Regions from separate parts of the Homo sapiens genome. Here region 1 is linked to region 2. A link is an interaction called in ENCODE POLR2A ChIA-PET data of the cell type or tissue named here. Cell type or tissue: OCI-LY7. All regions are shown on one strand.

What was found. ChIA-PET counts read pairs that join two places held together with the same protein. Peaks named below come from ENCODE experiments on the same cell type or tissue, not always from the same donor. Only the 100,000 strongest peaks of a DNase experiment are listed, where the experiment ranks them.
Region 1: POLR2A ChIA-PET joins it to region 2 with 9 read pairs; 1 of 35 experiments calls an interaction of 5 or more read pairs at or near these places.

The regions. Positions count from the first base shown.
Region 1 is chr22:35,551,983-35,556,982 of GRCh38, forward strand. RASD2 (RASD family member 2) reads left to right here. Exons shown (of 3, transcript NM_014310.4): 3 at 1-2,017. The coding sequence ends at 50. Among named protein-coding and RNA genes, the nearest start is that of RASD2, 14 kb to the left of the region's middle. RefSeq lists an enhancer at 308-1,287. In OCI-LY7, no CTCF peak of the experiment used is centred here; a DNase peak (open chromatin) is centred at 729; H3K4me3 peaks cover 417 bases; H3K27ac peaks cover 484 bases.
Region 2 is chr22:35,752,693-35,757,692 of GRCh38, forward strand. RBFOX2 (RNA binding fox-1 homolog 2) reads right to left here. Exons shown (of 14, transcript NM_001349999.2): 11 at 3,413-3,452. Among named protein-coding and RNA genes, the nearest start is that of APOL5, 37 kb to the left of the region's middle. In OCI-LY7, CTCF peaks have their summits at 55 and 254; DNase peaks (open chromatin) are centred at 2,813 and 3,569; H3K4me3 peaks cover 2,667 bases; H3K27ac peaks cover 4,671 bases.

The DNA.
Region 1 (5,000 bases), 200 kb before region 2:
TCCTTCGGGAAGGCCAGGCCCGTGAGAGGGACAAGTGCACCATCCAGTGAGCGAGGGATGCTGGGGCGGGGCTTGGCCAGTGCCTTCAGGGAGGTGGCCCCAGATGCCCACTGTGCGCATCTCCCCACCGAGGCCCCGGCAGCAGTCTTGTTCACAGACCTTAGGCACCAGACTGGAGGCCCCCGGGCGCTGGCCTCCGCACATTCGTCTGCCTTCTCACAGCTTTCCTGAGTCCGCTTGTCCACAGCTCCTTGGTGGTTTCATCTCCTCTGTGGGAGGACACATCTCTGCAGCCTCAAGAGTTAGGCAGAGACTCAAGTTACACCTTCCTCTCCTGGGGTTGGAAGAAATGTTGATGCCAGAGGGGTGAGGATTGCTGCGTCATATGGAGCCTCCTGGGACAAGCCTCAGGATGAAAAGGACACAGAAGGCCAGATGAGAAAGGTCTCCTCTCTCCTGGCATAACACCCAGCTTGGTTTGGGTGGCAGCTGGGAGAACTTCTCTCCCAGCCCTGCAACTCTTACGCTCTGGTTCAGCTGCCTCTGCACCCCCTCCCACCCCCAGCACACACACAAGTTGGCCCCCAGCTGCGCCTGACATTGAGCCAGTGGACTCTGTGTCTGAAGGGGGCGTGGCCACACCTCCTAGACCACGCCCACCACTTAGACCACGCCCACCTCCTGACCGCGTTCCTCAGCCTCCTCTCCTAGGTCCCTCCGCCCGACAGTTGTGCTTTGTTGTGGTTGCAGCTGTTTTCGTGTCATGTATAGTAGTAGAAATGGAAATCATTGTACTGTAAAAGCCTAGTGACTCCCTCCTTGGCCAGGCCCTCACCCAGTTCAGATCCACGGCCTCCACCCGGGACGCCTTCCTCCTCTGCTCCCAAACAGGGTTTCCGTGGCCTGTTTGCAGCTAGACATTGACCTCCGCCATTGAGCTCCACGGTTTACAGACAATTGCACAAGCGTGGGGTGGGCAGGCCAGGACTGCTTTTTTTTAATGCTCCCATTTCACAGAGGATACCACCGAGACTCGGAGGGGACACGATGAGCACCAGGCCCCACCTTTGTCCCCTAGCAAATTCAGGGTACAGCTCCACCTAGAACCAGGCTGCCCTCTACTGTGCTCGTTCCTCAAGCATTTATTAAGCACCTACTGGGTGCTGGGTTCACTGTGTCCTAGGAAACCAAGAGGGTCCCCAGTCCTGGCCTCTGCCCGCCCCTGCTGCCCCACCACCTTCTGCACACACAGCGGTGGGGAGGCGGGGAGGAGCAGCTGGGACCCAGAACTGAGCCTGGGAGGGATCCGACAGAAAAGCTCAGGGCGGGTCTTCTCCTTGTGCCCGGGATTGGGCTATGCTGGGTACCACCATGTACTCAGGCATGGTGGGTTTTGAACCCATAAACCAAAGGCCCTTGTCATCAGCTCTTAACAAGTATATTTTGTATTTTAATCTCTCTAAACATATTGAAGTTTTAGGGCCCTAAGGAACCTTAGTGATCTTCTATTGGGTCTTTCTGAGGTTCAGAGAGGGTAAGTAACTTCCTCCAGGTCACACAGCAAGTCTGTGGGTGGCAGAAGCAAGCTAGCGCTGGGCATTCAGTACATACCACGATGTGCTCCCTCTCTTGATGCTTGGCCCCTGGGGCCTTCAGGGCTTTGGGACATCTTGTCCTCAACCCTCTCCCTAGATCAGTCTGTGAGGGTCCCTGTAGATATTGTGTACACCATGCCCATGTATATACAAGTACACACAGATGTACACACAGATGTACACATGCTCCAGCCCCAGCTCTGCATACCTGCACCTGCACCCCAGCCTTGGCCCCTGCCTGCGTCTGTGCTCAAAGCAGCAGCTCCAACCCTGCCTCTGTCCCCTTCCCCACCCACTGCCTGAGCCTTCTGAGCAGACCAGGTACCTTGGCTGCACCGGTGTGTGGCCCGCTCTCACCCAGGCACAGCCCCGCCACCATGGATCTCCGTGTACACTATCAATAAAAGTGGGTTTGTTACAAAGCCGTGTCCTTGCCCATGTGTATTTTTTGTATTTCCAAGAGGAGGTGTGCCCCTTTCCAGACCAAAGCTGGCCTTTCCCTCCCAAAATGCACCTGCCGTGTGCCCTGGCCCTGAGGGTCAGCACTGAGTCCACCTTCAAGTGTAAGTGTGGGGAGAGGGGGATAAGTCCCCCAGATGGAAGGTGATGCCCTCCTTCAGCCTGGCCCTCCTGGGTCCTCCGGGTGTGTGTACCGAGGTGTCTGTGTCCACAAAGAAGGGGCCCCCGTGGACCATTAGCTCCAGGAGGATCTCCGTGTCTGAGTTCTTTGTGATTCCTGTACAGCAGCAATTTCACCCGCAGGGGACAGTTGGCAATCTCTGGAAACCTTTTCCAAGCCTGGGGCTGGGGCTGCTACTCTCATCTGGTGGGTGGAGGCCAGGGACACCATTCAGTATCCTCCAACGCACAGGATGCCCCTCCACCCCCACCCCACTGAGAATTATCTGGCCTCAAATGCCAAGCGTGGGCAGCCTTACTTAGACTCACCCCAGGGGCTGGGACACGCCCCCACCTGCGTGTGATGGATTTGTTGGACCACATTCTGGACGGAACCCACAGCATGAGCACTCCTGTGAAGTGAGACAGGATGTGGGTGAGGATGGAAAGTGGAGGCTGAGGGAGAAGGTCTGGGCCCTGACCAACACGGAATGTGCCCCCTGGGACTGAGAGGCTTCCCTGGGCAGAGGGAAAGGAGGAAGTCAGTGAGGTAAAATACTCCCTGTGTGTTTTACCCAGCGAGTCTCACGCCATCCTATCACCCAGCCCCGAGGGAAGCCCACTCATGTTCACCCCATCTGAGCATTTAGGCTCAGAGAGCTCAATATCTTGTCCAAGATGGCACAGCTGGTGAAGTGGCAGATCAGAGATTCAACACCAGAGGCTGTCTGATTTCCGTCTGGCTGAAGAAAGATTTTGCATCAGGGAGGTGGAAACCATCTGTGCTTTTGATCAGCAAATGCCACCAGCAGGATCAGGGAGCTAGGCCATAAAGGAGGTCGAGAGACAGGCAGTGTAAGGTTCATTGGGAACCACATTGTCCATTGGGAAGCCACAACCTCTGCACAGACATTCACAAAACAGAGCCAGGCTGTGGTGGAGGCGAGACCACACAAGTCCATAGTGTGGGGAGCTGGAGAACTCCCAGCCTCTACCTACCTGGGGGCCCCGCTCCCAGCCTGTGCATATCTGGGGGCCCGCTCCCAGCCTCTGCATATCTGGGGGCCCTGCTTTCAGCCTCTGCCTACCTGGGGGACCCTGCTTCTAGTCCCTGCCTACCTGGGGGCTCGGCTCCTAACCTCTGCCTACCTGGGGCCTGTCTCCCAGCTTCTGATAATCTAGCAGCCCAGCTCCCCTCCAATCCTTTGCCCACCCCAGCCACAGAAGGTCAGTGTGGGAGGCATGTCCCTCGGACACTTTCTAGATCCTGGTTTTCATACACACAAAGCATGGAGGCGAACACTCCCTTCTGCATCGCCATCAGCGCTGAACCATAACAAGGGCGCTGGTGCACAGAGACAGGCCTCCACGGTGTCCCGCTGGAGCCCAGCCTGCTGCTGCCACTCCCTTTCTCTATGTGGGTCTGGAAATAAGTCTCGTCCCCTCGCAGGCCTCCTTTTCTTCATGAGTAAATGGGAGGCGGGAGGAAGGCATCCGGACCAGATACACACCAACAGCCTCTCGCAGCCCTGATGGTCTCTACTAGAAGGAATTAATATTCCTATTGCATAACTCACAACATTCCAATCATCACCAAACAGAACACGCTCGCCCCAGCCCCAGCTCTAGCCCCACTCTTTGTTCCCTGCATCCCACAGTCCTTGCCCTGGAATGGGGTTGACAGCAACAGGCTGCCACAGAGGAGAAAGACACATGTCTTCTTAGCCCTGGGACAGTGGGTAGGATAAGATTGTAGGAAAATTCCCTTCATGGTGAGACCATTTAGAGCCAAGCCCAGGATAGCCGGCTAATCCCCCGACCCTAGGAAGGGAGCATTGGGAACATGATTTCAAAGAATTCTGCGCTGTGAACTCTAAGTACTTGTTCTGTTCCACCTCCCTGAACCTGTCACTTACTCGAAAGAAAAACTTCAGTCTGCATCACGGTTTGGTGGGGGCTGATGGGAGGCCTGCCAGGGGCTCGGCAGTGAAGGCTGCCGGGAATGGGGGAAGGGAAAAGGAGCTGACCTTTGCGAAGACCTTACTCTGTGCCAAGCACTGTGCTGAGCCTTTTACCTGCGTCCTGTCATTGAATCCTCATGGCAGAGCTAGCTGGAATCCTTTTTTGGATAAGAGAGAATGGAGTTCAGAGAGGTAAAGTCACTTGTCCAAAGTTGCACAGCCAGGAAGGAGCAGAGCTGGATGAGAAACCATGTCTGATTCCAAAGCACATTTTTGTCTCCAGGGCTTTTATAACTGAGCCAGCTGAGAGGTTGCTCTCTAGTGGGAGAGTCCAGTGAGTTGGGGTGCAGTGTCTGGACGTGGTTCAGGGAACTCAGAAAATGGGGTGCTCTTCCGTTCACAATAAAAGGCTGAGCTGCTGTCACAAGAGAGGAACCCAACTTCTTTTTCATGGCAAAGTCACTCTGCTCCACCTGGTCACTCAGGCACCCAGGTTTCTTCCGTCTTCAGGTTCTTCCATCTCTAGGACCTTGTCACCATCTGCACGGTTGAAGCCACTGTAACATTCAGGTTCAGCCGAAGGGATAGGGGAAGAGAGTGTGGAAGAGGTACACCTGCTGTTTTCAGAGCCATGGACTCATCACTTCCACTTTCTAGCAATGGCAAGAGCCCAGCCATGTGACTGTACCTACCTATGAGAAGGCCTGAGAGATGCAGTCCTTTGCTAGGTGGCCCCATGCCCAGCGGTGACTCCACTGTGGAAAGGAGGAGGAGAGATCTGGTTGGCCAGCCTGTTGTCTCCAAACAGCCACCCTAATGCAGTGGG
Region 2 (5,000 bases):
AGCTGTGGAAGGAAAACAATCATACAAAAAGCCCACTAAGGGGCCCACCAGCCTTTTCTTTCCTTTGGATGCAAGCATGCTTTTCACAGGAGGTGATTTAGGAGCAGTTTGTTAACCCATTTAAAAAGTGAATTAGGGCGAACTATGCCTTTTCTACTGGCCAAAAAAGAAGAGGGAGGGCTGGATACATAATCTAGCTGCCACACTCCCAAATCCTATCACGGTAGGTCTTTTTACAAACTAGGAACAGAATTGCTAGATCAGTTCTCCAGAGAGGAATGTGCCATAAAAGAAACAGAAAGTAAATGGCTAGCAGGAATCACTGTCTAAGAATGGGACTGTGAAAGGGATTACAAAAACCTTGCACAATTAATAGCCTAAATTCATTTAACTTAAGCATAACCAGCAATTTAAAATCTTTTCCCTTGTGTCTTCTCTTCAAGCTCCGATTCGGTGCACTTTTCATACTAAACTCTCTATTCCTTCTATTTCTAATATGCCTTTCGGAGGAAATAAGAACTAAATGTATGCTGACAGATTTCCACAGATGGGAAATGTATGGAGAGAAGCAGAACAAACTCAAGGCAAAAATGATAGTGTTTTGTTGTCTGTGTGTTTTTGAAGAAGTATCCTTTGCTCCCTCACATGTGGAATACAGAACACACAGTTTTAAAAGCAACAGTTGTATTAGGCCTAACTCAGTAGTTACCTCATAAAGTATTCTTGCTTTTCATGTAGGGGCATGGATATTATTTCAGCACTAGTGACCAACCTTTTTTTCTCTAAGTAACTCTGCTTTAAGATAAGAACTAAGAAATAATAACATTACTATTAATTACTTTCATTAACAAGGGGCCACTGGTCAAAAAAAATTATTTCAGCAAGATCACTGAATTACTTGTGTTTAGCTCAGCAAGGTAATCCAGTTAGTAGATTAAAAAAAAAAAACCAAGAGTATTTTATTAACAGGAACAGAAAAATCATCTGTCTCAATAAAATCTTACATTGTAAAGTAAGGAAGTAAGATAACTATTAAAAAATTGGGTTGGTTGACTTAACAAGTTTGAAGTAGACAAGTCTTTTTTTTTTTTTTTTTTTTTTTTTTTTTGAGACGAAGTCTAGCTCTGTCAGCCAGGCTGGAGTGCAGTGGTGCAATCTCGGCTCACTGCAACCTCTGCCTCCAGGGTTCAAGTGATTCTCCTGCCTTGGCCTCCCAAGTAGCTGAAACTACAAGCGTGTGCCACCACGCCTGGCTAATTTTTGTATTTTTAGTAGAGATGGGGTTTCGCCATCTTGGCCAGGCTGGTCTCGTACTCCTGACTTCAAGTGATCCCCCTGCCTCGGCCTCCCAAAGTGCTGCGATTACACACGTGAGCGATGATGCCTGGCCAAAGTAGGCAAGTCTTTTTTTTTTTTTGAGACGGAGTCTCACTCTGTCACCCAGGCTGGACTGTAGTGGCACGATCTCAGCTCACTGTAAGCTCTGCCTCCCAGGTTCATGCCATTCTCCTACATCAGCCTCCCGAGTAGCTGGGACTACAGGCGCCCGCCACCACGCCTGGCTAATTTTTTGTATTTTTAGTAGAGACAGGGTTTCACCATGTTAGCCAGGATGGTCTCCATCTCCTGACCTCATGATCTGCCCGCCTCGGCCTCCCAAAGTGCTGGGATTACAGGCCTGAGCCACTGTGCCCGGCCCAAAGTAGGCAAGTCTTAATAAGACATAAATAGGTTGTATTTAAGAAAAATAAATCCTCAAATAAGAAACACATTAGAGAAAAAAACTTGATTTAAGAAATAACTCAAATGGAAAATCTTGTTCTAATAGATCAGATTTCAAGAAAACAAGTTAAATAACAAAGATGAGTTTCATGAGAATATGGACACTAATGTATATGGGAGAATGTACATGCTAACATCATATGTAAGTCTGTGTATTTAGAAATATGTAATCTGGTGTAAAAGTAGGAGATTCCCCAGTTCTCAAGCTTCACTGTGAACATAGGAAAAAAGATATCTTTCATTACTTGTTGAAAATATTTTGAGGAAAGAGGTGGATTTTAATTAAAGTACAAAGAGAGGTAATGAAATATGGATTGGTTGGGTTTTATGCCTGACTATTAATAATTTATGTAGTTCTGGGTAAGTCTCTGAGAAATATATCTGTAAGTTAGGAGGTTGGACCAAATCATAGCTGAGGTTCCTTCAAGTAGTTATTAAATTAAGGCATACCTTACAGGCCTATGCTAAGTAGTACAGGTGAGTCACCTGTATTTCGAAGAACTGTATCATCCCATCTCTACTTCCTGCAAAACGCAAAACCTCTGAGTGCATTCTGAAAGTGCATTAACTTTTTTAGGTTGCTTGTGAATCTCTGGTAGACTGTGGAAACAGTTCACTAAAAAGGACCTCTTATTGATTTTGGAAAGTAAGGGTGGAGAAAGTATTTCTAGACAATTTTAACCTATCCCCACAGAATCATTTCATGCTGACAAGTTTTTCTTATAAAAATTTTCCCTTGATGACTTGAGCGACTAAATCAAGCTTGCATTCAGAAAAAGTCCATCTGGAGAGGTCATGATAAAAGACTTCAAAACTCAAAAACTTGTACTTTGTCAATTATATCACTTTGTCCACATTTTAAATAATATGTGACAAACCAATCATGGAACTTTAGTGATAGCTAGACAGTTTAAATAATGGAGTCCATATTACTATGGCTAGTAGAGTCAGCAAATCTATGATAGTCAAATAGCTGTAAGAAGAGTCTGGGTTGCTGATTATGCTACTCATTTCCTCCAATGGCTTTTAAGAACTAAATATCTGGCGTTTTCTCATTACTACACACTCTTTGCTGGCATCGGTTCCTTATTTGGCTATCACAAGGTCATGTTCTCTCAAAGTAGGTAAAATAGGAAAATGTACAGTTCAGAAAGCTTATTAACCTCTAAATCACAGCTCTAATGATCTAAAGAGGGATGTGAAATGAGAAGAAAAGCAGAAAAGGGAAAGAGCTGGTTTAAGGTTAAGCTAGTCCTGTTATTTATGTATGCAAATGACACGACAATAATAAAAGACTTTAAACCTGCTGATCATCTCACAAGTAAATTAATGATCCACAGAACATCTGTGGGTATAGGGAAGGGAAAAGAATATGTCCAGTAGACTGACCCTTGCAATGATCAGGAAACCCAAAGGCTTAGTTTTTGCACCCAGGGGCAAGCGCAGTGGCAGAGAAGCATGCTTGCATTCTTAAATATATAAATATATATATATATATATCCACAAGGAAAAAGAAAATAAAAATTAAATAAATTAAAAGGAAAAAAACCAAACCAAACCAAAGAAACAGAAAAAAAAAGGCTGGCTTGTCAGGGGATGGGGTCGAGAAGGCCCCAGTGTGTGTACTTACATAGAGGTCAGCACCGTAAAATCCGTCCTGGTAAACCACACTGCAGAAAATCCACACAAAAACAAAAACAAAAAAAACAAAAGAACAGAAACACATTCCGGTTATTGAGGACGGCAGCATGCACATGCGCTCTACACAGGCAGGTGATGTATGAATACATAACCTGGGCTTGGGGCCTCGGCAAGTTGGTGAGAAAATGTGAAAGTGCACACGAAGGTTACACAGCTCCAGGACATGCGAGGAGAGGGAAAGGTGTGCAAAACTAGAATGCGCAACCTGGATATTTGGTAATTAAAGTAGGATTCACACAATAAAAAGCACTCCTAGAAGAGCCTATTATATCTATCCAAAATCTGCTGGCTTGGAAATAACTTTTTGTATATGGAGTATTTTTAAAAATAAGCTTGCCCTAGGAGGAAGTTTCTTTTTAAAGAGCTTACAAAGTAGGGTAGGGGTGAAGAGGAGTTTAACATGAAAAACTGAACCCAAAGAATTCCACTAGGGCAGGGCCTGTATGCAAAGTATGTTTTTACATTACGTTTAAGTATTTTGTTTTCAGTATTGTAATAATATGTAAATGTTTTTCTGATATCCATACATCACCTGCTTTTTACCCTGCACATTAGACATGCGATAAGATTTGGCTGATCACACAAGCATGCAAAGTATTATTATTCAGCATTTTAAGAACCAATGCAACACCTCAGAAAAACAAGTCAATCAATTCTGACCAAAGTAAACAGAGAAATGTAATTAAAAAAAAAACACAACCAAAAATACCCACAATGCATTGCTTTCACAAGCAGAGATAATGAGCTAAAGGTTAAGGTGATTGGTCCAAGGTCCAAGAATTGAAAGGTGCAGTGGGGATCCCAGATAGTAACAATATAATCCAGAGTGGGAAGGAGTAACTGGAAGATTTTAAGGGTTCTTTTTTGACTATAAGAGTATTCATGGAATTCTGAAAAATACAATTGATAACTGAAGTTCTGGGCTTGACCAAAGATCACCCTGTCTTATTTAAAAGAATACATCTGAGAAGGTAGCTGGTTAAGAATAGAAGGGTTTATTTTCCTGTTTAGATAATGAATTTGTAGCAAACAGACAATGCATGACTTTAAAAAAAAAAAAAAAACAAAACCTAAGCAACACTATATTCTTAAGTATAGATTTCCAACCTTCTGAGGTACCTTTGTGCATACAGACTTATACAGACTTTCCCCAAAACATTATTTTGGGACCAAAGGACATGGAATAGCAGTAGAGATAAAAGATAAAACTTTCTTCTTCATCTCTGTGAAGTCAAGATCAGATTGTTTTAATTTAGATGATCTGTTTATTGGTTATTCAACTAAACAAGCTGGAAATTTTCACCACTACCTTCTCTGTTACAATAAACAAGCTGACAAGTAAAGTCATCAAATCATATTTTTAACTTGAATATGAAATAACTTATTTCTTATAGGTAGGTGGAATGTTTCTTAATTCTATTTCCAATGACATTTGGTTGTATTTACAGGATAGCATGGTCACATTTTGGAATGCCCCAAATATGCTATGCCCTTGTATCACACAAAAGGCAAATCAA